3 separate regions of the Mus musculus genome follow, and regions 2 and 3 are each linked to region 1. A link is a loop called in an ENCODE intact Hi-C map of the cell type or tissue named here. Cell type or tissue: left cerebral cortex. All regions are shown on one strand.

The links. Hi-C counts contacts between places; a loop is a spot of excess contacts. Peaks named below come from ENCODE experiments on the same cell type or tissue, not always from the same donor. Only the 100,000 strongest peaks of a DNase experiment are listed, where the experiment ranks them.
Region 2: a loop joins it to region 1, with 2.4 times the contacts of the local background. A loop is called at or near these places in 4 of 42 quality-filtered maps.
Region 3: it touches region 1 in a loop (2.1-fold over the local background); 5 of 42 quality-filtered maps call a loop at or near these places.

The regions. Positions count from the first base shown.
Region 1 is chr4:136,737,135-136,745,134 of GRCm38, forward strand. The region is part of intron 3 of Ephb2 (Eph receptor B2); the gene reads right to left. Among named protein-coding and RNA genes, the nearest start is that of Gm52708, 58 kb to the right of the region's middle. In left cerebral cortex, no CTCF peak of the experiment used is centred here; DNase peaks (open chromatin) are centred at 3,100, 4,884, 5,755, 6,321 and 1 more place; H3K27ac peaks cover 3,819 bases.
Region 2 is chr4:136,831,333-136,839,332 of GRCm38, forward strand. It overlaps Ephb2 (Eph receptor B2), which reads right to left and starts at 4,680. Exons shown (of 16, transcript NM_010142.4): 1 at 4,438-4,680. The coding sequence starts at 4,498. Gm31536 (a long non-coding RNA gene) reads left to right here and starts at 4,603. Exons shown (of 5, transcript XR_881502.3): 1 at 4,603-6,554. In left cerebral cortex, no CTCF peak of the experiment used is centred here; DNase peaks (open chromatin) are centred at 4,060, 4,730, 4,892, 5,509 and 1 more place; H3K4me3 peaks cover 3,167 bases; H3K27ac peaks cover 1,473 bases.
Region 3 is chr4:136,788,791-136,796,790 of GRCm38, forward strand. All of the region lies in intron 1 of Ephb2 (Eph receptor B2), which reads right to left. Among named protein-coding and RNA genes, the nearest start is that of Gm52708, 6.8 kb to the right of the region's middle. In left cerebral cortex, no CTCF peak of the experiment used is centred here; a DNase peak (open chromatin) is centred at 4,727; H3K27ac peaks cover 287 bases.

The DNA of each region.
Region 1 (8,000 bases):
AGGGCCAGGTTCAGTCAAGATGGGAATTGGCTTTTGTTACTCAGTCCAGGGGCAACCAGTCTCTGCCCAAAGAGGGAGACAAAAATCTGGGAGAGATGAATAACTCCAGAATCAGAAGAAAGTTCCAGAATGCAGCAGAGATGGGCGGGGCGGGGTGGGTGCAGTTTGAACAGCCCGTGATCTTAACCACTAAGCCATCTCTCCAACCTCTTGGGTTGTGATTCTTGGGGCAGGCTTCTTGTAGGAGATCAAGCCCCAGCTTACTGTTCCATTCTGGACATTTCTTTCCTAGAAGCCCCCCCCCCAAAAAAAAGCTGTAGTGCTTGCAGCTCAGTGACTTTTAGGTGGCTTCATGGGTGACATATTGGAAAAATTTCTGGGTTCTTATCTTCTGGCTGTGTGACTGTAACCCGGCTTCACCACCTCTCTGATCTGCCTTCTCTTTTCATATCTCTCTGGAACCTCCTTTCTTCCTCCCTCCCTCCCTCCCTCCCTTTTTTTCTTTCTTGAGACAGAGTGCCCTGTGTAGCCCAGAAGGGCCTTGGGCTCACGCTGTAGCTGAGAGTGATCTTGGATTTCTGACCTTCCAGCTCCACCTCCAGAGTGCTGGGATCACAGACACGCCTCACCACACCTGGTTTCATGTGGTTCTGGGTACCAAAGCAAACACTCTGCCAACTGAGCTGCCTTCCCGTGCTTTTTGGCTGACCTGAAACTTCCAGCAATCCTCCTCTCTCAGCTTTCCTAGTGCTGGATGAGAGGTGCATCAGCATATTCATCCTTCCTAGACGTTGGTACAGATTCTACTGGGTTCTTCTGGAAGTTTCCACCAGTGCTCTCTGGGAAAACCTGGTCAGGGTGATTGCCAGGGAGGTGGGTCCGAAGGCATACGTGTAGGATGGAGGTCCCATGTGTGGAACTGAAGGCCAACCCTAGTCTCAGATCTTGGGAGAGTTAAGTACCCCAATCACTCATCTTTTGGCCTAACTGGCCCTTGGGGCTGCTTATGGATCAGGGAGTCAAACCAATGTCCCATCTTAAAAAAAAAAAAAAAAAAAAAAACCCAACCCAAAAACCAATCAATTTGCTGCAATCCAAATAAAAGCCATTAGTTGTGGCTTCTCCACAGGAGACTCCTGGGGCTTCTTCCTCACCAGGCTCCCAGGAAATTGATTGGCAATTACTGACACTAATGGGGGCCAGGGGGGGGCCTGATGATCTCCCTGATCTCCGCAGCATTCTCTGGGGACTGGGATGACATGTCAAGATCTGTCAGGCTGAGTCTGTCCAGGGGCAGCCAAGACCCCAGCTCTGGCCAGAGACAGGGCAGCCAGCTGGGGTGGACCCCCCAGAGACCCTCACCCTTTTACTTATTCATGGCTCAGCTTGACTCCTGGTAGCCTTAATGGTGTTACTGGGGTCACGCAGATGGTGGATCTTAGGACTGGAGGATGGTTGGGGTCCATCGGAGCCTCTGGCCCTGCCCTTTGACCTGTATCTCTGATCACATAAAGGAGGCCTCAGTTCCCACAGGAAGTACAGGGCTGAGAGGGAAAAGCAGGTCAGTAGAGGCTAGGACAATAGTAGAGCAGGATATAGCTGGAAGAGCCAGGGGCTGGAGCCTGTGAGTACACACATGTGTGTGCGTGACTGTGTGTGCACATGTATGGGTACTTGTGTGCATGTGTGCACATGTGTGCACATGTGTATGTATGTGCATGTGTATGTGTGTGTGTGTGCATGCTCGTGCACACCTGCCCATGTGTGTTTGTTCATTCATTTGTTCCTTCCTTCCCTCTGTCTCCTACTCCTCCCCGTGCGTCTCTCTTTGTAACTCACCCTGGCTGACATGGAATTCATTATACAAACCAAGCTCACCTTGAATTTGTGCCTCTGCCTCCCAAGTGCTGGGATGACAGGTGTATACCACCACACCAGGCTTGGAGCTAGAATTTTAAAGCTAAATGAAAAGACTTTACAAGACAAGCAGGAAGAGGTACAAACCAGGAGCAGCCATCTTCTGTTACAGATGACACCCAACCCTCCGAGGCACAGGAGGAAGAGTCACCGCTTGATATCTCACAGTAGGCTCTGGGGATGAACCACAGCTACCATAGGGCTGGGAAGTGAGGTTCCTCTAAGAAAGTGCCTCTGACTAGCAAAAGCCTTCCCTTTGAGTGTGGGTATGGAACAGCCTCTATAGGAAGAGGAGCTTGGTCAGCAGCCTATAATGCTGAGTGACAGGTTGAGCATTGAGGATGGGAGGCGTGGCCAAAGGCGTGGGCACGGGGCCTACTAGGGCGTGGTCAAGGAAACCCCTGACAGGGGGCGTGGCCAAGAAACCCCTACGGGGGCGTGATCAAGGGCCCCTACGAGGGGGGATGGGGTGGGACGCGGGGATGGGGGGTTCAACACTGAGAACTGAGGAATGGGTATAGATGAAAGCTATAGAAGGCAAAGTGAAGAGAGGGCTTCCAGCCAGCGAAGCAGTGTGTATGCAGGCCAGCAGATAGGCGCATCCAGGCTGGACCTGTGCAGGAGGAAAAGGCTAAGAGAAGCCTGGGAAGTCGGTGAAGGGCTTCCCGACAGGGCGAGCTGGAGTCTGAGCTCTGTCCTAAGTGTGATTTGGGGATAGACAATTATGTATGGCCAAACTGCTGGGAAGATGTGATTGGTGAAGGAGGAAGGCAGAAGTGTTTGGGGAGGCTGTGCCCCAGTCCTGAAGGTGACAATGGTGTGTCTAGGGCAGAGTGGCACCTGCAGCGATCTCACACGAGACACTGAGGAAAGAAACTGAGACCACGGTGGAGGGCGGGAGGAAGAGGTTTACAGGCTGTGGGCCGGCCAGATGGGTCGGGCATCCCTGATGACCCTCAATAGAATGGACCACAGGGTCCAGGGGAGGGCAAAAGGCAAGTTGAAGTCAAGTAGCTGATGGTTTCAGAGAGGTTAATGCCTCACTCAAAATCACACAGCACAGAGTATCATTGGAGTGCTGAGCCCCAAACCCACACATATCTTCCCGGAGCTCTTCTCTAGGGAGAAGTTGTTACAAGTCACTAAGTTCTACCTCCCAACTGCCCACCGCCCCCAGACTTCCTGTCCCACTTACTAGTTACAAAGCCGGCAGAGCCCAGCCTGGCATTCCTTGGCTGCAGGCACGCAGTCCTCTGGGTAAGGCTACTGCAAACAGGGATACTGGCCACACCAGGGGAGAGCAGTGGTCTTCTCAAGCTCATACTGCGGCTCGCTCTGAGCCTGCTGGGTGGTGTCTTCTCCTGGCCTACCTCAGGGAGCTCTTGTCCAGGGCCACCCAATCCCCGACAACCCCAGGTAGATCAAAGGCCTATAGCGCCAAAGATCCTCACTCTTTGAGAAGGCCCCCAGGTCTGAGGGAGTGTGAACAGGATGAAGTTTGTGAAAAGGCAAAGCCTCAGAGTGGTTTCTACAATCAGGAGAGTAAATTTATCTAACAACCAGTGCGGGCTGCAAGACTGGCAGACGGGAGTTTGGATTCTGACTGGGATAGTTTCTGTGTGACCCTGGTTGAGTCACTTAACCTCTCTGTGCCACCTTTCAGCTGTCAGATGGGGGAGCTATCAGCACCAGCTTTGGTGGGTGCTAGATGTTGAAGAACAAAGGGAACTGCTCCAGAGCCAACGGTGCAGTGCCACAGGTGGTGACATCAAAGCCGGTCTAGTCTGGCCTGACCTGACCCTGTGGAGGGAGAACTACCTGGTTGTGTTTATTCTTGGCTCTTCTCTCCACTGAGACCGACTGCGGTGCGGAGCAAGGCTTCCGGTCCACCGAGGTATCGATCTTCCTGTCTGCCAGGATTGTGGGGTGTATTTTGCACCTCCGCGCAAGGGCTGCTGTGGATCCCCAGCTGGGAGCCAGCCTTCTGCTGACAGCTCTGCAAATGGGCTGGGGAGTCTCAGAGGCCTGCAGCCTTGTCCAGGGTTTGCAGGAGGCCAATACTTATCTTGGGCTGGGGATTTGGCTTGGTTCCTAGCCCCAAAGTGACATTGGCCTCTTTTGGACACTGTGTTCATTCCTAGGAGGTAGACCCGGAGTGTGATTCAGCATTCCTATCACGAGAGGGGACACTGAGGCTTGGAGTGGGTAGGTTGCTGCTGGCCACGCCCTCAGTGCCAGGTCCCAGGCTTGGCATGGTTGAGGTCTGACTTGGGGCCATAATGAAGTTGCCCTAATGATCTGCCTGATGTTTACAGTTCTAGCCTAGGTGTGGTGGCGCACGCCTTTAATCTCAGCCCTTGGGAGACAGAGGCAGGAGGATCTCTGAGTTTGAAGCCAGCCTGATCAACAGTGAGTTCCTGGTGATGAGGGGCTAGATGGTGCGACCCTGTTTCAAAATAAACACACTTAAGAGTCCTCACCCAAGAGTGACAGAGCTGGAGAGCCTGCCCCTGTGCTCAGGGACCTGAGACAGAGGTTGGAGAAGCTGCAGTAGGGATGTGGGTGGGCAGGGAGAGGTAGGGGTGGGACAGTACTCCAGGCAAAGGGAACAGCCCTAGCGAAGGCCTAGAGGAAGCAAGGGACCAGGCAAGCCAAGGGGGATACTAGAACAGAAAGTTTATCAGCCCTGGGTTAGGGGTTCTCTAACTAATCTATCAAATGTCAGAAATGAGATGGGGGAGGGACAGTGGACCCTGCAGGGAACGTGAGCAATCTCCACTTTTTACAGATGGCCCAGAGAGGCTAAGCAAGTGTCCTTGGTCCTCACAGCATGTGAGGGGGTAAAGCTGGATTCTCAGTCCCCGTTCCCTGCTGCTGACACCCACGCGCCTTCTGCTCCTCAGAGTGGCGGATGCTGTCTCCCAGACTGGGACCACGGGGAGAAAGCTGGATCCTCCCAGCTCCATCCATTCCACCCGCAGTGCCGCTCGGAGCTCCTGGCCCTGCTTCATTCGCGGTTTCTCTGGAAACCCTGAACAACAGCCCAGCAAGCAGAACGGATTCTGGAGTCTTAGACAGTCTTTGGAGCTACGCATGGTTTCCAGGACTAAGAAACTGCGTCCAAGATGCCCAACTGCTTTCAGAATCTCTGAACAGCCCCCAAGGCGTGGGCTGAACTTGAGCATTGAAGAAGGGGAAAGGATCAGGCCAGCCTCCCTTGAGGTTCCCCACATATGCTGGTGCATCCAGCTGGGGCCAAGCAGCCAGCCACACCTCAGGGTTACCTGAGGTGAGCCGTATGAAAACCTACTATGGGCTGAGACTCTTGAGTCAGGGTCTCAGAGGACACTGTGTGGTCTTGTTTGTGACATTAACCTTGGTAAAATCACTTCTGTTCTCTGGGCCAAAGTCTCTCTGTTTATATAGTGGGGTTTCTCTGGGTGGTTTTAGGGTGTTTGAAGCCAGGAGTCAGGGCTCGAACTCTGCCTTAGTATGCCTGGACTCCAAAGGGGGGTGGTCAGGGAAAGGTGCCGTTTGACCACAAAGAGGTCACACAAGGGGCCCACAGTAGGCCCTTGCCACAGAGTTCCACGCCTGTGGACACAGGCTGACTTGTGACACAGACTGGCCTTTCCACTCTTTGTGAGACAGGGTTTAGCCTTCCTTCCTCCAAGAGTGCCTCTGGGGTACCCCACACAGCTGACAGCCTTCACACGTAGCCACAGAGGGCAGCGTCTGCAGCCACCCAGAGCTGTCTCCATAGTGACAGCCCCGGAGCCAAGCCTGGTGTTTGGAAAACACTCATAAAGGAACAACAAACGTGTCCCACATGACCCATGTGTGTCTGTGAAGCGAAACACCCCTAGCTGCTCTGTGCCTGGTCAGTGTTAGCTTTGCCTTGATGGCCTGGCAAGGACCCAGCTGGACTTGGAGTCCCTGCTTCCTGCCAGCACCTCTGGGCCCTTCCTCAGCCCTCCCACCTGCCTCTCCTGAGTCACTCTGGGGAAGTGTGCTATATACCAGCTGTATTGGGTATCTTAGCTGTGTGACCTTGAGTATATACACCTGCATCTCTGAACCTCAGCGCTCTCTCTCTCTTTCCTTCCCTCCCTTCCTTTCTCCCTCCCTCCCTCCCTCTCTCCCTCTCTTCCTCCCCTGCCCCTGTGAAGTGGGCATATAGAAACTACCAGGATGCATTGCAAGGAGGATGATGGTAGGTATAGGGTCTCTCCATTCACCACTCCCCCCCACCCCATTTCCCAGCATGCTTTGCATGGGAACACAGACCAAAATTATCCCTCTGGCTTCCACGGCACCTCAGGCATTAGCTGCTATTACGATGCTCTGAGGCAGCAGAACTCTGCCAGCCTATGCACTGTCTCTCCTGTCATTCCGAGACACAGACACCAGGGCCACTTTCCTCTCTGGGCCAGGCTGAGGTGACACTTTTCAGCACCTTACTGAACAACAGAGTCATCTCGAATGGAATGGTGTGGTTCCAGGACCCCCTTGGGGCTCCAAAATTGGATACTCAAGTCCCCTATGTAAAGTGGTGAGTGTTTGCACACAACCGGCACATCTTCCTGCATCCTTTAACCCTTTGATGGCTCGCTGTACCTTAGCAGAGCAAGCATGCTAGGTAAATAACTATCCCCTAAATGCGTTCTGTGTACAGCTAGCTGCGCCCACAGATGTGGAGCGCACCTCAGCGGCACTGATTATACACGGAATGAAATGAGTGCAGAGGCATCAGGCCTCTGTAGTACTGATCCAGGGAGGGGGCTTGAGGGCAGATGGATGTCAAGGTGCAGACCAGGGGATGGCAGACAACAGAGATGTTCCTTGGCTTGTAAGGGGTAACGCTCCATCGTAAGCTGGGAACACCAGAGGTTGAATGTGTATAACATCTAACTTAGCAAGCACCCTGGCTCAGCCACAGGCCTTGCTATTGATGACGCTCGTGGTCCAGAGGCCGCTACAGGGCTATCACCACTGCCTTGGTACCACACCGCATACCACCAGACTTAAACCATGGCCCCCAGTTAGCACGCGCTGTATTTACACCCTTGTGAGGCTGAACCAGCCTACACACCAGGACCCTGTCCGCACTGCTAACCGGGAAGAAATCCTGCTGGGGCCCAGGCAAAAGCTCCAGCCTTGCTCCCCAAAGCCTCCACTGTCAGCTGAGACACCTGAGCCACATAAAGGAGCCACCCAGGGTGGTGGCCACATGCCTGGTGGGTGGGACAGCACAGTCTGGAAACTCATGGGGAGGCTGTGGGTGTACCTATGCCATCCGGGGTTTCATAATACCATCACCATCCTACCCCCAGTGGCCCTTCCTGGTACCTTCCGATCTTCTGCCTCCACTCACACCCTGTGCAGACATTACTTCCTGTGTGGCACAGGTCCCTGGCGCTTCTCTGGCTTGGGATGCGACTTCTGTTCCCACTGTGTTCTGTCACCTCCAGTTCATTCTCCCTTCCATTCTTCTCCTCACCCCAAGTGCCTCCTTCACCTTATGTTTGTCTTCTAATGGCCCCAAACACCCCATTCCAGTGGGCAGCAACCGTGAAGACAAAAAAAAAAAATTCCAGGGTTTGAGTTCCAGTTCCACAAATTAGGAGCCTTGAGGTCTCTGGTAAGTTATGGAACCTCCCTGAGCCTGGGTTCTCTTTCCTGGGAAACAGAAGCAGAGCCTGTGTCTAAGGTTTATAAGGATCAGACAAGAAGGTGGGTGTGGCTTGTCTGTAAACAGAGCGGAACTTGCCTGGGATTGGAGAGAATTGTGATGGGGGCTGGCGAGCTGTAGTCAAGAGCACACACTTCCAAAAGACCCAATTTCAGTTCTCAGCACCCATGGCAGACACATCTGTAACATCTGCCCCAGGGGGAACCAACTCCTCTGGCCTCTTTAAGAACCTGCATTTATGTATACATATCCACACACAGATACACAGACATACTTACAGATATATAAAGTAAAAGAAAGGAAGGAAGGAAGGAAGGAAGGAAGGAAGGAAGGAAGGAAGGAAGGAAGGAAGCTAGCTAGATGAGGTATAATGGGGGGCTAGGAAGATGGC
Region 2 (8,000 bases), 94 kb after region 1:
CCCATTTGAACCCAGATCCGTGCCTCCGGAAGACTCTTTGCACTTGTATTTCTACGAAGTCAGCAGGCCCTGTTCTCTCCCACAGCCAGGCTCTATTCCCCACGCACCGCCTGCCCCTGGAGATGGATGGACAGATGGATGGGTGAGTGAACGAGTGAGTGGTGGATGGATGTAGGGAGGGCAATGATGAAGGTAGATAGACAGAGGATAGAGAGATGGACAGATAGACGCATGGAGGGGTGGATGAGAGAAGGGGCCATCTGATAAGAACTCTCAGATGCTGGGGTTTAAAGTGAGGTTTTGCTTTCCTTGACTAAGGCATACACAAAAGCTACCTCCTCTGAAGTGAGAAAGAGCAAAAACAATCGCACCCAGGAAACAACTGCAAATTTACCCCATATTCACCAAGGCTCGGAGCAGGTCAAGCTCCCAGCCCTTATCAGAAAGGGTCCATATGGCCTTTTGGCTAAACTGTTCTGTCCCACATACTCAAAACACTTCCTTCCAGCCCCGTTTGAGCCATCCCCAGATTTTCCCTCTCCAGGAAGGCTCCCTTGGTTTCCCCAGTTCTTTCCCTCCCATGCTTGTCCCAGGCCCACTCACTGAGCACTCTATCCATCGACTGTGCGGTAGCTGACCACGCACTTGCCCTTGAGTATCATAGCAAGCAGCTCTGCACACTGGGATGCTACGGCCAAGGCAGCAGCTTGAGTCACTGCCTCCTGAGGTTCATGGTCCAGAGGGCCAGGCACCATGAAACAAGGAAACCAATATGGTTGTTACAAAGTCAAAAGAAGCTGGTAAGATACAAAGTATCCAAAGGCTTCTTGGAAAGTATAGTGTTTGAGCAGTTTTATGTTCCATAACTCTGGACGTTCAAAAGGTCCAGGGAGTCTGCGCCTTCAGGGAACTCAGAGTCCAGACCAGCCTTCCTCTGCAGGACCAAGTCTGGATATTCTCAGCATCCCCCATCACTGAAGTCATCCATCTTCCCAAACACAAATCTGGCTAGGTCCCTCAATAAACAAGTCAAGAACCTTCAATGCCTCCCTCTCCACTTCCCTCAACATCTTAACCTTCCACCCCAGCCTTTCTGCATCTGCCTGGTCTTCCTTCTAAGTCTTGGCTCCCACTAGTGTCCTCGGGGCACACTCCCTTAGGTCACACCCAAGGAAATGCCAGATCATCGGGCTCCCGGGCCTTTCCATATGCTGCTAGCTTGCCTGGCAACATTTTTCCTCTTCCTCACAGTCCCAAAGTCAACTGCCTCAACTCTGAAGAGACCAATCTGTGAAAAAAAAACCCACCAAAAACCACCAGGTGGCTAAGAAAGTTCATTGCCGGGAGAGTGGGGAGTGAAAAAATGAACCGGCAGCACAGAGCCATAAAAGAGGAAACAACCCTTTTCCAGCCCAAACTGCACCCCCAGGTGGCCCTCAACTTCCTCCTGGCAGTGCTAGGGGACACACTTCACACATTCGCTCTTGCCAACGATTTTCTCTGTCAGCCTGTCCCCTGTCTCCTTGCAGGCCCCAGGGTCCAGCACCAGCCAGCCAAAAAGGAAGCACCATCAATATTTGGAAAGCAAACGAAGGGCTGTGAAGGGGAGAGACCTCTGCCTTTACATTCCATCTAGTAGTGAGTCGGCCACCATCCTCTGTCAGATGTGTCCCTGGGCCCAGCTCCAGATGTTCAACACTTTGCTTTTCCTGGAGGGGGTCTTGTGGTTTGGGCGAGACATTATGCTCACCATTCTTGCCGGGGGTGGGGGGAACCACTCCCCGGCGTGCGCACGCACACACATACGTGCACATACACACGTGCACCTCATCTCCTCGCAAGCATTCCACAGGCTAGAGCTGGAAATCCTTAGGCTGTAATGCTCAGGGCAGCCCCGTGATGGGCTAGGAGACAGAGCAAGCCAGAAGAGAAAGAAAGGCAGGCAGTGGTGGTCTTACGGCTCTGGATGCTGGAGGCCAGGGCTGTCCTCCCTGGCCTCTGGCCTCCATACTGTCCCACAGACGGGGCTGCATCTTGGAGCATCCAATGTGCCCCAGATATGCTATAGGCAGTACCACCTACTCTTCCTTTCCAGGACAAAGGCATACCCAATTCTTACAGTTGGATTATTTCTCCATCCACTATTCAGTAGGATGTTTACGATCACACAGGTGAGACAGTCACTGTGATCACCTTAAGTGACAGAGGAGAAAAAAAAGAGGCTTGGAGGAAGGATTTAGGGATGGCTGGTATAAAGATGGAATCCACAGAGAATAGCCAGAGGCCCTACCTAGGGAAACTGAGGCTCCTACAGAGAAGGCAGCTACCCCAGCGTCCCGAGAGAATTACAAGCAGTCCCCTGGGGTCCACCTCATACCTTCTCTCAGTCCAATATGAGCTAATCATGATGAATTAAATTCTCCAGAGTTCTCCTACTCCTGCCCCCAAACGGGCAACCATCCCGTCTTGTGACATCAGCTGCCAACCAGCTCTGTGTCCAGGGCCAGGGCCCAGCCAGGCCACAGCCCCCCCAGATTCTAACCACCCACTTGCCAGAGCTGGACAGACGTGGCCCTTCCATCTACCCCACGGTAATTAAAAACACACTCGGGCCTTCTCAAACGCACAAGAGAGGCCAATTTTCTTCCCCTCCAGCCCCACTGACTGCAACCTAAATAGCAATATTTATGCCAAGCTCCCCATAATACTGTAAACATCCCAACGTATAGCGGGCCAGCACATGAGTCATTTCCCCAAAGCCGGAGTAATACGCGGTACACCAACCAGCTCCCAGGGAGCTCCCCGCCAGCAGCCGGGCTCCACGGCTGCCCTCCACACCCAGGGCCCGTGGCACCCTCAGTGCCCTGGCCACCCCACTCTGGGAAACCGCAGGCAGCCGCCAAATCCTGCAGGAGCCGGAGGACAGCTGCCTTGGTGCCAAACACTATGGCTGCCATCCAAGGACCCCCCCCCTTCTCCTCCCCACTGCGGTCACTAAAATGCTCATTACTGGGAAAGAAACTAAGTTATAGCACGGGGTCCCCCACCATGCCTGGAGTGGCTGTGCCTGGAGCCCTCAAGGCTTCTTCACACCTCACCCCAAAGTGACCCAAGAATAGGGCACTCTGTGTCTCACCCCTCAAGCCCTCGGTGGCACACTCCTAGAACGGGTCACCTTCTTTAGGGGTAAGAAAACCCAGCCAGTTGTTTGAAAGACCTCAGACTCAGGGCCTATTTTTATCACCCAATGGCTAGGGCTGAGACAGGATTTTTCTGAACCCGCGGTTTCCCTATTTGCTAAAAACCAGTAAAAATTCGACCCATCTGGCTTCCCGGAAGACTTCTGAAGGATTCAACACAGATTGTCGGCCGGCAAGCACTTTGCAAAGAAGGCTTCAAGTACCTTGTCAACCGTGCAGCACGCTGTAAACCACGGAGAGCAAAGTACTTCATAAACTGAAGCGACTGGCAAACTGTAGAGCACAGTACACGTGAGAACCATTATTAGGATTCACGCCTGGTCCTTCCAGCCCGGCCATTCCTGGTGGACACACCCAGACCCCCACTAACAACTTTTCCTCCAAAGCCAGCGAGCTGCGACCACCTGGCAGCCACTCCCGCCCCCGGGGGGTCGGGTGGTACCACAGCGCGAGGCCTCGGGGAGAGGCCCAGAGACCCAGGCCAAGGCCAACAACACATGGCAAAGCATCTGGTCCGGTCTCTGACGGCAGCTGGAGAGTTCTCGGGGCTCCAGACTCCACGCTGAGCTCTGTCGCCCACGGGGCGGTGGCCCGCGGAGGTACCCGGAGAACCCGGCGCGCAAGAGTGATGCCCATCGCCCCATCCCCCGCTCAGTCCTGCTGGGGAGGGGACCCCATTGTACGCCGCGAGCGACCGGGCGGGCACGGACGCGAGGGTGGGGGACACGCGCGCTTCGCTCCACTCCACGGGTGCCCCTGCTCTTCGGGTGGCCCAGGCTGCATCCAAGGGGGCGCGGCCAGGGATCCCCAATCCTTGGCGCGGCCGCGGTGCCTCCCTCGGAACGCTCCCTGCCAAACTTTGCAGCACCCACTGCGCGCCGGGCCCGCGCCCCTGAGCTCGGTGCCGAGGCATTGCCGGGCTCTGCGGGGATGCGGGGACCTCGGTGGCGGGCGCGCAGTGGTAAGACCCCCCAGCCCTGGGCGGCGCTCACCCGGCTGGCTACAAAGCCTCGGCAAGATGGTCCCTTCGCCTCCTCCTGGCACAGTCAATCAGCGCCCGCCGCTCGCCCGGGCGCCCGCGGGGCCCCGCGTCTTTCCCAGCGGTGGCCGCCGGCCACACCTCCCCGCGGCCACCTGCGCCCGGCACCGGCCCCCGGGCAAACTTTGCGACCGCGGGGCCGAGTGAGGGGGCGACCCGGGGCCGAGGCGGCCGCTCCCCGCCCCCATCCCCGCTCACCTTCCACGGCGGCTAGCAGCGGCAGCAGCAGCAGCGCGGCCCCCAGCCTGCGCACGGCCATTGCTGCGCTGCCCGGAGCCTCCGGCCGCGGCGCCGCGGGGACCCCCGGGCTGGAGCGCGCGCCCCGGGCTCGGGGGGCCGGCGGGGAGCGGCGGGGCGCGGCGCACACACACACGAGCCGCCGCCGCCGCGCAGCCAGCAGAATGAGCCATCCAGCCCGGGCAGAACGGGGACCCGGGCTCCGCCAGCGCTGGGCACGGCCCACCTGAGCCGCGGGCGTGGGGGGAGCCGGGGTTGGACTGCCAATCCTGTGCCTCTGCCCGGTGCACCCACGGGTTGCACCACGCCCGAGTCATGATCTTCTAAATCTTTTGAGTCCCTTCGGATGGGGCAGCAACCGTGTTGGAGCATCGTGACCCCACTCACCCGGGTGTCCGGGACCCCGGAATCCCCCCCGCGCAGCAGTGGTCTCTCCCGGCGCTGTGGCTCCTCCAGATAAAGCAGCGATTTCAGCCCAAATGTTTCTCAATTTTTATTGAATGCTGCAAAGCCGAGATCGTCTGGCGCGGCTGACAGGAGCAGAGAGAGGGGACCCGGGGCGGGGGGGCGGAGAACGAGGAAGGGGCTGCCCAAAGCCGGGGGACTGGCCCTACCTGTCAGGACTGGGAGTGCCACCCCCTTGCCTGAGCCCTGCCACCCGCGTCCCTGCGGCTTCGAAAGGGACTGAACTGCAATGAATGAGGGGGGGAAAGAGGGGGGAGCTGGGAACAAAACAGGCGGCTTTCCCAGGCTCTAGGGTTGGGCTGGGGCCTCTGCCTGGGAGAGTGGGCCTTGGCGCTCGCCCGCGGGCCCGGGGTTCTCTCTGGCAGGAGTGGCGGGCCCTGGCAGGCAGACCCCGGGCCTTCCCTCCTTGCCTTGTTGTCTTGCGCGAGCCCACCGGCCCCTCCCCGCGGACCTTCCCAGCCGCACATTGTATTTCTCCTCTGTTGATCTGGTTCCCGGTGCAGTTTGCGAGCAGGGGTGTGGAGGAGGCCCGGGGGTGGGGGGTGCCTAGCGACAGCCCCTACTCCACCCCTCGGTGGAATGGACCTGTCTGGGCTGCTCGGTTTTGTGCATAGCTGTCCCTTCGGGGAGGACACAACCCCTTGTTCCATTTCTGCGGGCCCAGCCTGCTCTGACAGCCTTCATCACCATCATCATTAGCGGGCTTGCTGAGACCGGTGGTGGGAGGACTGGAGGGATCCTGCGGGAACCACCCAGGCAGGGCCCCTAGCCTTTGGGACCCGCGCTCCTGAAAACACACTTAGCCAACAGCACTGGCCATGATCATTGCAGTGGGTGGAAGAATGCTTTAGAGAGACAAGCTGTTAAAAGTCCAGTGCAGACCTCTCCAGTCCCTTTGTCCCACAAACTAACAAAACGTCCCAGAGATGTCTTCCCTTCAAGGCCCATCAGACAGACTGTCCTGAGACACCAACTGAGGTTTGGAAATTTGGGGCACCCTTTGAAGCATTGAGAGTCCATCAGAAATGAACCTCAGCCTGGGAGGCCACCTGGAAATGGTGGGCCTCGAAGGTTGCAAAGGAGGCAGAACAGAAGTGAGCCGGGGAGAATAGAAGACAACAGGGAAGATCACCCTCTCTGCCAACACCTTCCACTCCGTGTTGCCTGCAGACTCCTGCCTGGGGTAGAAGTTAATTGGGTGCCCTGGCTTTTTTTTTTTTTTCTCTGTTTCTCCTCATCAGACAAACCAAGGGGCTTAGGATTTGGTGGACTCTGAGCCTTTTCTCCTCCATCCCTGGTGTATACAGGTGGCCCCTCCCCATTTCCAGAAACATTTATGGGCCATCTATTACATCCTGGGTGGATTCAGCTCTGCTTTCTTTCTATCCCCTGGGGACCCTTGTCACCATCCACCCACCCCTAGCAATTGCTTCCTTCTTGATTTAAAATCCTTTTTGATTCAAAATACAAATACTAGATTTTAGCATCCTTTGAGAACCCGGGTACCAGGGATGAGGCTCGGGGCTGTTCACGTTTCCAGATTTTCCTCTCCTCCATTGTCACAACTCTGGTGGCAGGTGCAGGCCATCTCAGGTGATGAGACTGAGGACCAGGTAAGTCATCTGCTCAAGGCCAAATAGCGCATCGGAGCTAGGATTCAAGCAGTGTCTGACACCCACACTCATCCCTTGGGCCTTGCATAGGTCCATAGAACACGTTTATTCAGTTAGCCAACTTCCCACAGTCACTGAAAACCTTATCATTAATTGATAGCAGTCTGGACTTTTACCTGGCCAAACGCAAAAAAAAAAAAAAAAAAAAATCACTGTAGCAATAAACAAAGCCCCGTATCTTCCCCATCCCGTTCTCCCTCCGTGTTGTATGATTCCCCATTTGAGATCCTATAGAAAGGCTGAGTCTTGTCAGCCATCCAAGGCCTTCCTCTCTGCTCTCTTGGCAACTGCCTTCGACTCCGCCTTTGTCCCAGCCAAACCCTATCCAGCTTTCTCTGCTCTGTGACCAGGATTCCACCTCATCAACCCCTTACTAAGTGCCTTCACTAACTTTGGCCTCTTCGGGACTGACACCCATTTGCTTAGGATTTTCCGGAAAGATGATCACGGGTTCCCTTGCTGGGGCCTGGGGATAGTTTGATTATCTTCAGTTTGCATATTGCCTCTCAAACCCCCAGCATATTAGATGTTTCCTAATGGGGAACCTGCCCCTCCAGGTGTAGCAGAGGCTGGAGAGTGAGCTTTGGATCCAGACCCGGTCCCTCACTGCACAGGAAGAGACGGCTGGAAGCTTCATTTGTCTAATGACAACAGCTCCCCGCATTTGCAATCACGCTTTAACAGTTTACAAAGCAGTGTTCACACCCATCCAGTCGGCTCATGATAATTCAACGAGCGGAGCCTCCCACCCCCAGCACCAGCCTCTAGAAGGGGAAAGCGGGATCCAGAGAGGGAAAGGTACTTGCCCAAGTACTCACAGCACTGTTAGCTGTGCATCGCTGCAGTCATAGAGAGAAATCTGATGACCTCACTTGTCTGTGTCTCTTTCTGTCTCACTTGATTGACAAACATGAGTTGGGCATTGCCTACGTGCCAGGCACTGGGGAGGCAGGAATGCAGCTGAGGACCTGTTAGACAAGACCCCGCAGGAGTCCCAAAGGGGGACAAAATAATCAACAATGATCCAGGCCAGGAAGACAATAAAGCTGGGTGACAGAGCGCTGAGTGACCCTGGGGGTGGGGAGGGTGGGGTCAGAGAAGCCTGTCTGAGGAGGGAGTATGACAGCTGAAAGCCAGGCCAAACAAATGTGGGGACGGGACCTGCTGGGTGTTTCCTACTTGTCGATACCTTGTCTCCCACTGTCTTACCTGCCCAGTCACTGGACTGATGGGAGCCCTTGGTCACGTGTGGATCAGAGCACACCTCCAACCACTGCCGAGCTGGAGGATCTGAGCAGATACTTGGCTATACCTCTGTCCCTGCCCTCTCTTCGCTGGGTGACCTCAGGAAAGACCTTCAGTTCTCTGAACCTAAGCAGGAGTGTT
Region 3 (8,000 bases), 52 kb after region 1:
GCCAGCTGTGGGGAAAAGACCACCCTGCTCCCAGCACGCCCATCCACCATCGTGGCTACTGTCTGCCGAGCATCTACTACCTGTAATTCACTAGGCCACGTCGGCCACATACAGAATTCATCTCTTTAAACCCCTCAAAGCCTATGTCATGGTCCCTAACTTGCACATAAACTAACTAGTAGACTGAGATCCACCCCACCAAATTGGGAGTAAGTTGGTTAGAAAGACTGACTTTAATTTCTGAGTCATGTGTCCTCTCACTGTCCCAAGAACCCTTTTCTGTGGTGTGGCAGTCTCAGGTGATGGTCAGTCAGAGCAGATGGTAGGGACACAGAAGGGTGGGCTTCAGGCCTGGGCACCGCAGCATGGAGCGTGGGAAGCAGGCATGGTCCCATCAGGGAGACTGGTGCTGCCAGGCAGAGGGAGGTAGGAGAGACAAGGCTACCTCATAGCCAATTGGGTAGGAGAGACAATGCTACCTTGTAGCCAGTTGGGTAGGAGAGACAAGGCTACCTTGTAGCCAGTTGGGTGTTCCATCTGCCACAGCTGTGGATGCTTTTGTGGTCTCTATGGAACGGGCAGCAAGATGGGAGCTTCTAGAACAAGTGAGGCTATGGGCCTGCCACGTAAAGAGAGCTCTTCTGGCTTCTGGTGAAGTGCAACCGAGGAGACATCAGGACTGTGCCGGAGACGCATCTGTATGGATGTAGAGGGTGTTTCCAAGGGGAGGTAGGCAATCTCGAGATGGTCTCTGAATCTGTGCCTTACACTGGGAAACAGAAAGCTGCCTATGACAGGAAAACATGCTTCCGTGCCAGCCCAGAAGGCCAAGACCAGTGTGACACTTAGACCTTTCTTGGTGGCACCTTGGTAGCACCCTGGCCCAATCCCCAGGGTGCCACCCTCCAGACTCTGTGCCCACTTGGCTGCTCTGCTCAGCTATTTGTGGTACTGCCTTGCCTAGAAAGATAGAGACCCTACAAAAGAGCCACACAAGAGGTCTCAAATTTCTTCTACACAGCAGACACCCTCTGGCCTCCACTTGCCTGTCCACACTGCTTTCCCTGCCCAGCACATCCCCCACATTTCCCTGGAAAAGTCTGAATTAGCCTTAAAGACTCAGCCCTACTATGTCTTCCTCAGGAAGCCTTCCCTGACCGGGCAAAATGCCCCTCCTCCACGTGCTGGCTTTCCCTCCAACATCTGAGGTCACTTCCTGGACCTGTTTGGAGTGAGCCCAGGTTCCTACATGTGACCAGACCTGGCCCTCTGCCCCCATCTCTCAGCCCTACAACGAGGCTCCTCCTCACTAGGAATTCTGTAGTGGCAGCAGCAGGCAGAGGGCGCTGGGGGTTGCAAGGGGTATCAGACCCACCGGCTCTGGGAGTTGGGTTAGGAGTTTCTGCTCTAATCGGGAAACTGTATGTAGAACCTCAAGCCCCTACCCTACCCCACCCCACCCCCATGCTATCCTGTGCCCTATTCTGCTAAGGCAGATGCTTCTCTTACAAGGTAAGGTATGTGGTGGATGGTCCCCTCAGGCTGATGGGAGATCCTGACCCCTTTGCTTCCCACAGAGCCTCAATGATCTTATCAAGAAAATGGGGAGTAGCAAATACCCACTTAGGGGAACCGAGAAGAAACTCTCAACTTAAGGCCTGCACTGCGGCTACCCTACAATGACCATCACCCTGCCTCCTGGAGACCAACAGAGATGAGGACAGTAATGAGGGAGACCTCTGGGGTGGGCAGTGGAGCCAGGCTAGAGCCATGGAGTACTCCCTGCTGCCCCTCTGAACATCCGTGATACTACACACTAAGGAGGCTACTTTCCAGAGTCCCGGCAGACAAATGTGACAAGGGAGGCCTAGACAGGGATGGTGACTTGTTTGAGTTCTCCAGGGAGCTGGGGGGTGCTGGGATTCTGGGCATCACCCGGGGCTTTCTTCTTCCTATCTCCTTCCACAGCTTAAAGTCCCCTGGGCCAGGCCTGGCAGGGAGCGTTAGCTTGGCCTTATTTAAAGTTGCAATTATCTGTCCCATCTCCCGCTGGCTTCGCTCAGCTCTCCGGGGAGGCGGGAAGACCCTGACGGAGGATTCAGAATGGGGAGTTCCTAGAGAATCTCCCTGAGGCTGGTGAGGGAGGCTGAAGGCCTCATCTCCACACATCTAGAGGACTTTTTCTTCTGCGTTCTGGGCCTCTCTCCCTGGTGCTCCTGTCCTAGAAGCTGGCCAGGCCTGCAGGGCTTTCACAGGGTTGGAGGGATGCTTTCTCGGTCCTGCAGAAGTGAGTGGGTCACAGCAGGCTAAGAGATTAGGGGTTGTTGTGGCGCAGTGCAGGAAGCATCCAGTGTCCCCCTGGATGGAGGCAGGTGAGACCGCATAGCCAGGTGCTGGGTGGCGGGTCTGAAAGTCAAGGCGACGAAGACAGAGGTGAGGAGGTTGAAGAGCGCGGGATGAATCAGAGAAGGCATCAACCGAGGAAAGCGATGGCGACTGGGGTAGAGTTTAGGATTCAACACGCTAGTGGCTTATGAAGGGTTAGAGTGTGACAGCTCTGAGCTGTAGACTGGAGCTCAGAAGAGGGCTGGGGTGTGGGGTGGGGATGCGTCAGTCTGTAAAGCGCTTGATAAAGGGTCATAAATACCAATACTGGCCAACGTGAGAATGGTTCAGATCCCTACCTGACTTGGCTCTAAGCAGCCACTCAATAAAGAAAATAATACTACTGCTGCCACTGCAGACACGAGACCATCCTGTCCAGCCTAGACAGAAGCCAAAGGGCTTTCTTGTCAGTGGGACACAGAATAATGACATTCCCCACCGCACCCCCCAATGCCAAGACACCCACATCCACCTGACCCTCGGAGTGTGAACATTGCCTTAAATGGAAAAAAAGGAATTTTCAAGGATTAAGGATCATGAGACAGGAAGATTGCCTTGAATACCCTAAGTGGGCCAGTAGGGACAGTCAGGGATAAGGAGGGTAGCTGGGGTGGAGGGGGTGCTATAACAGCACAGCCCAAGAGCACTGTGGTCTCTAGAAGCTAGCAGCACAAGCAGACACTCCCTGGGGTTTTAGCCGGTATGTGGCCCAACACCCACATCAGTGAACCCTATTTCCCTGACCTCCTGAGCTACGTGATGCTAATTTTGTGCCACTGGGAGCCACTAGAATGATTTGTCACAAAGACGACAGGATGAATGTACCATTCATAATAGAGTTAGTGCTGAGTTGTCACACACACACACACACACACACACACACACACACACACACACACACACACACACACACACACCGCCCCATGTCTGAGAACAAGCAAGGACGTGGTGGACCAGGGTGCCTCTGGCCACTTTCTCTGGATAGTGGGATACCATGACAGGTGGCTCTTCCACCATGGGCCCAGTGTCAGCCACATATCAGGTCCCTGGCAGGGACCTCATCTTCCAGAGGTCTTAAAGACAAGCACTATTACCCATCCATTCTACAGACGAGGAAACTGAGACTCAGAAAAGTGAAGGCAGGGCTTTCTGGGCTGACTTCTTGCTTGCCAAGGCTCAGATAGCATCTCGGGGGCTCATTCCCAGGCTGTTGGGCTTCTGGTTGCTGGGGCTCCTGGGGGCTTCTGGGGGCTTCTGGGGGGCTGCTGTGTAGCTCTGAGGCCACTTCCTGCCCACTACTCAGAAGCCTTGAGGCAGGAGCCACATCCTTTAATCCATCCCATAGAGCTTTGTGCAGCAACTAGGCAAGGAAGAGAGTGCTGCAGAGAACTGGCCCATAAGGACAAGTGACATTTTGGGAACTGGGGAGGAAGGCCACAAAGCCCTGGGTTCAATCCCCAGCATTGCATAAAGCAGGTACAGTGATACAAACCTACCATCCTAGCTCTTGGGAGGAGAAAGCAGAAGGATTAGAAGTTCAAGATCATTCTATACCAAAGAGTGGACTTGAGGTCAGCCTGGGATATGTGAGACTGTCTCAGAACCCCTCCTCTCCAAAGGAGAAAAGGGCTGGCACTCCAGGGCTCATGGGAAAGCTCTCCTGGATGCTGCCTGCTTCCTCACCCAGCAGCTGTGTGGCCAGTGCACAGGGATTCCGAGAGTCTGTCGCCTTATTTCCTATATCACTGTCACCCTCATGAGGTCTTCAAGTCATGGAGGGACATGCTTGCTGGGTCACAATCCTACAGAGAGGCCCCAATATCATGATGATCTAGAATGCTGGGGTTGCAAGAAGGAAAGAGCTTTCCTAGGACCCCCCAAACCAGGAAGAAGCCCCACAGGCACAAAAAGACCCCTGGCTTGCTTGGCTTTCAGGGATCAAGGCATGGCAAGCTGGATATCCTATCCAGGGTTGGCGTTACGGAATCCATGTGGCCTCTTCCAGAAACAGAGGCCCCAGGTATGCCTGGGGACCTGTGTCCAGGGCTTGCCCTGAGATACGGCCTCTGACTCTACTCTCTCCTTTCTCAGCAGGGCCCCAAGGGCTAGGCACTCCACCAGCCAAGAGTAGGAAAGCTAGGGCTAGGGTCTCAAGTGGTCCCTGGATGGTGATCTCAGGGCCACCGACCGGCACCACAGCCCTTCCCACACACTCCTGAGAGACGGCCTCAGATGACTCCCGGCAGTGTTGGTTCCAGGCTCAGGGAGGAGGAGGCAGGCTGGATGTCTCTGCCACAGCAGGCCGCAGCACTTGCGTGGAATCCCAATTGAGCTATTTTTAATGTGCTTCAATTTTCATTTTCTTTTATTGGAAAACACAGATGGTGACTTGCTGCCTCTCATACTGAGTGGTGCTGGCAGGGAGGGAGGCGTGCGGCACACATGCGGGCACCCCTCCCAGTGCTGGGGAGCCGGAGCCAGCACCAAGCTCTGCTGCTGCCTCTGGCCTCAGTTTACCCATTTGTGAACGTCTAAGCTGATCTGGGAGATAGTGCTCACTGCACACTGGCAGAAGCAGGCATCCAAAGTCAGGGCTTGGTTGCCAAGGAAGGAGAAGCTGGGTGTGTAGCACTATTGGCTTTGGGAGTCAGGGGGCACCTAACTCAATCCTGAAATCAGGGTGGAGGGTGTCTCTCCATTTCACAGATGAATAAATGGAGGTTCAGAGACCAAGCATTGTCCCGGGTTGTATAAGCCTGAGTCCAGCTCCTATATGCACTTTTCTGGGGCCTTTCCTATCTTGAGTTCCCAAGATGTATTCCCATGAGAAAAAAGCATTCGTAGGCTGGAGGTTAACTCAGTAAAGTCCTGGCTGCGAAAGCATGGGGACCTGAATTTGATTTTCAGAACCCACAGGAAACTACCCGGCTTTGCTTCCTCCATTTGTCCCAACGGTAGCAAATATGGGTGATGGGTCTCGGCTGGCTGCGGCTCACTGTTCATGAGGACACTTTCAACAGCCTTGACCCTAGCAACTCCAAGTCCCCACAAGACCAAAGTCACTAGAATCACAGACACCAACTGGCCATCAGTAGCTAGGTTCTGAATTTTGAACAAAGAAATGGTGCCACAGCTGGCCGGGAGGAGCCTACAGACCTGCCCCGGGTACACCATTGAGTCTGAAGACAGATGTTATCTCTAGGTTTCACTTGGCTGAGCTGTGTGGCTCTTAGGGAGTGCATTCAACTTCTCTGAGCTCGAGCTTCCCTATCTGGACAAATGAGTCATACAGTCTGTAGAAAGACTGAGTTGAAAGGTCAGGGAAGAGGCATCGCCACCTTCCTAAGGCTGTCATTTTGACTGTCCCAGTGCCACTTTCCTGGGGATACAGGGAGCTGTCCAAGGCAGAAGTGAGAAAACAGGTTGCCAGGAGCAGAGCGGCAGGAAGTGATTTCAGAAGCTTCGGATGTACTCAGCCAACACAACATCTGGGTCCACTTTCCCAGCCATATGAACTCTCCTACGTGGCGAGTGTCCTGCCCTCTTTAGTCAGGATGACAGGAAGCGGATTCCTAGAAGCTTGGGTTCTCAAAACACAAGGTGCTCCTCCCCAGTGGCATGGCTGTAGGGCCCAGGTAGGGCAAGAATAACTTGTGTGGGCAGCCCAGGGCTCTACCTGGACCTCCTGTCCTTTACTCACCAGACTTTAGTGCCATGCCTGGATCTGACCACATCCGACTACCCTGGTGGCTTAGCAAAGGCAACCGGGTTCCCTCTGTGCACATACCTCTCACCCCATACCCTGAGGTACAACTCATTCCAAGTGCCTCAATCCCACTTAGACTATGGTGGTTGGGAGGGTAAGGCCAATGGAGAGGTGGGAATGTGACCAGATGAGCCAAGCACTGCCATGTCTTGGTCTTCTGTAGGCGGTTGAACTGGGCTGTCAGTCCCATCTGCTCGGTGGTTGGCATCTACAAGTTAGAGAGTCTGATGCAATGCAGAGCCCAGGTTTCTGGGCAGAGTGTAGTCTAGGTGGGGTTTGGAGATGGTCCTTGGCCTCTTCGCCCAAAATTTGGCTTGGAGACCATACAGACAGTGGGGCTATGAAGAGAATGTGATTGCCATCGGGGAAGGCTAGCTGTTAATTATCTCTCCTAAACACAACACCTTCTTCTTGAATGAAGGGGGACATGGAACACACGGGGGGGGGGGCGTGTAGTATAACAAAAGCAGAATTGAATCCTTAGTCCTATGGAGTCAGCGGGGGCAGAGCCATGGTGTGGACCTAGCTGCTGGTTGTGCCCCTGGTACCACACTTCACAGTTTACAAAGCATGTCCCTCATTGCCCCATGCTTTCTTACAGCTGTCCTACAACAGGGACACTAGTCGATCAGACCTTCACTGAGTGGTTACCATTACACTGAGCAGATCAGGGTGAATGCTAAAGGAGGTGACATCAGGGCACTCCAGCAATGTGGATGATCCAGTGTGGAGCAGGAAGAGCCTAGGACGGACAGACCACCGTTAAGTACAGTAAAGAACACACTGTGTATTAGTGAGAGACACAGAGAAGGACCACATAAGCCTCTGTCTCCATTTGTATAGATGAACTGTGGTTGTGTGAAGCCAAAGGTTTGCTCAAGGTCTATGGACATTAGCCATGGTCTGTGGGTCTAGTGCTCTCCAGAAAGCTTTGTGGCAGGTCAGAAGGCTGGCCAGGACATAGCATGAAGATATGTTCCAAGAAAAAAGGGCAAATGCAATGGTCCTGAGGCATTAAGTACCCATGATCCCATCCAGTCATTTTCTGATGTGCTCTTCAGTTAGCTAACTCATCCATCTGTCCAACTATTCATCCATCCATCCATCCATCCATCCATCCATCCATCCATCCATTACTCATTCATCCACCCATCTATCAATTTATCTGTCATCCACTCACCCACCCATCTATCTGTCCATCTATCATCCTTCCATTGCTCCATCTACAGATCCATCCATCCATCACCTACCCAAATCAGCTGGCTCCCTCCGTGGGCACTACACTGTGTTCTACAAGATGAGGGTGCAGACTGGTTTGACTAACTAGCTACTACATTATAACAGATTCACGTAACCTCAGAAATGGGTCCAGCTTGCTTCCTCCCATCCACATGTTCCACAGGAAGGAATTAAGGCTCAGAGGGACTTCTTGGCTCAGGTCAGTAAAGACCACAAGTGAGAGGTGACACTGGCACTATGGTCAATGTTTCTCAGGCCCCAGCTGGCAGCCAGAATCCTACAGTAGGCGCAGGGTCAGAGCCTGGGCTGCTCTGAGGCATCCTTGTGCCCTGCCTGAAAGGTGTCCTAGAACCCAACTGAGAGTCAGTGCTATGAGAATGATGGCCAGTTTGGGCTCAGCACTCACACAGAGTAGACCTAGATCCTAGAATGGCCCAGAGCCCTGTTGACAGCTATCGTATCCCTGCTTATCCACTGCCAAGTACGGAGTCACACACATGCATGCGCGCGCACACACACACACACACACAGCTTTTGTGTGAGTATAGCTTAGTAGTGGGGCACTTGCCTAGCATGCTTGAGGACCTGAGTTCTATCACTAGTTCTGTGT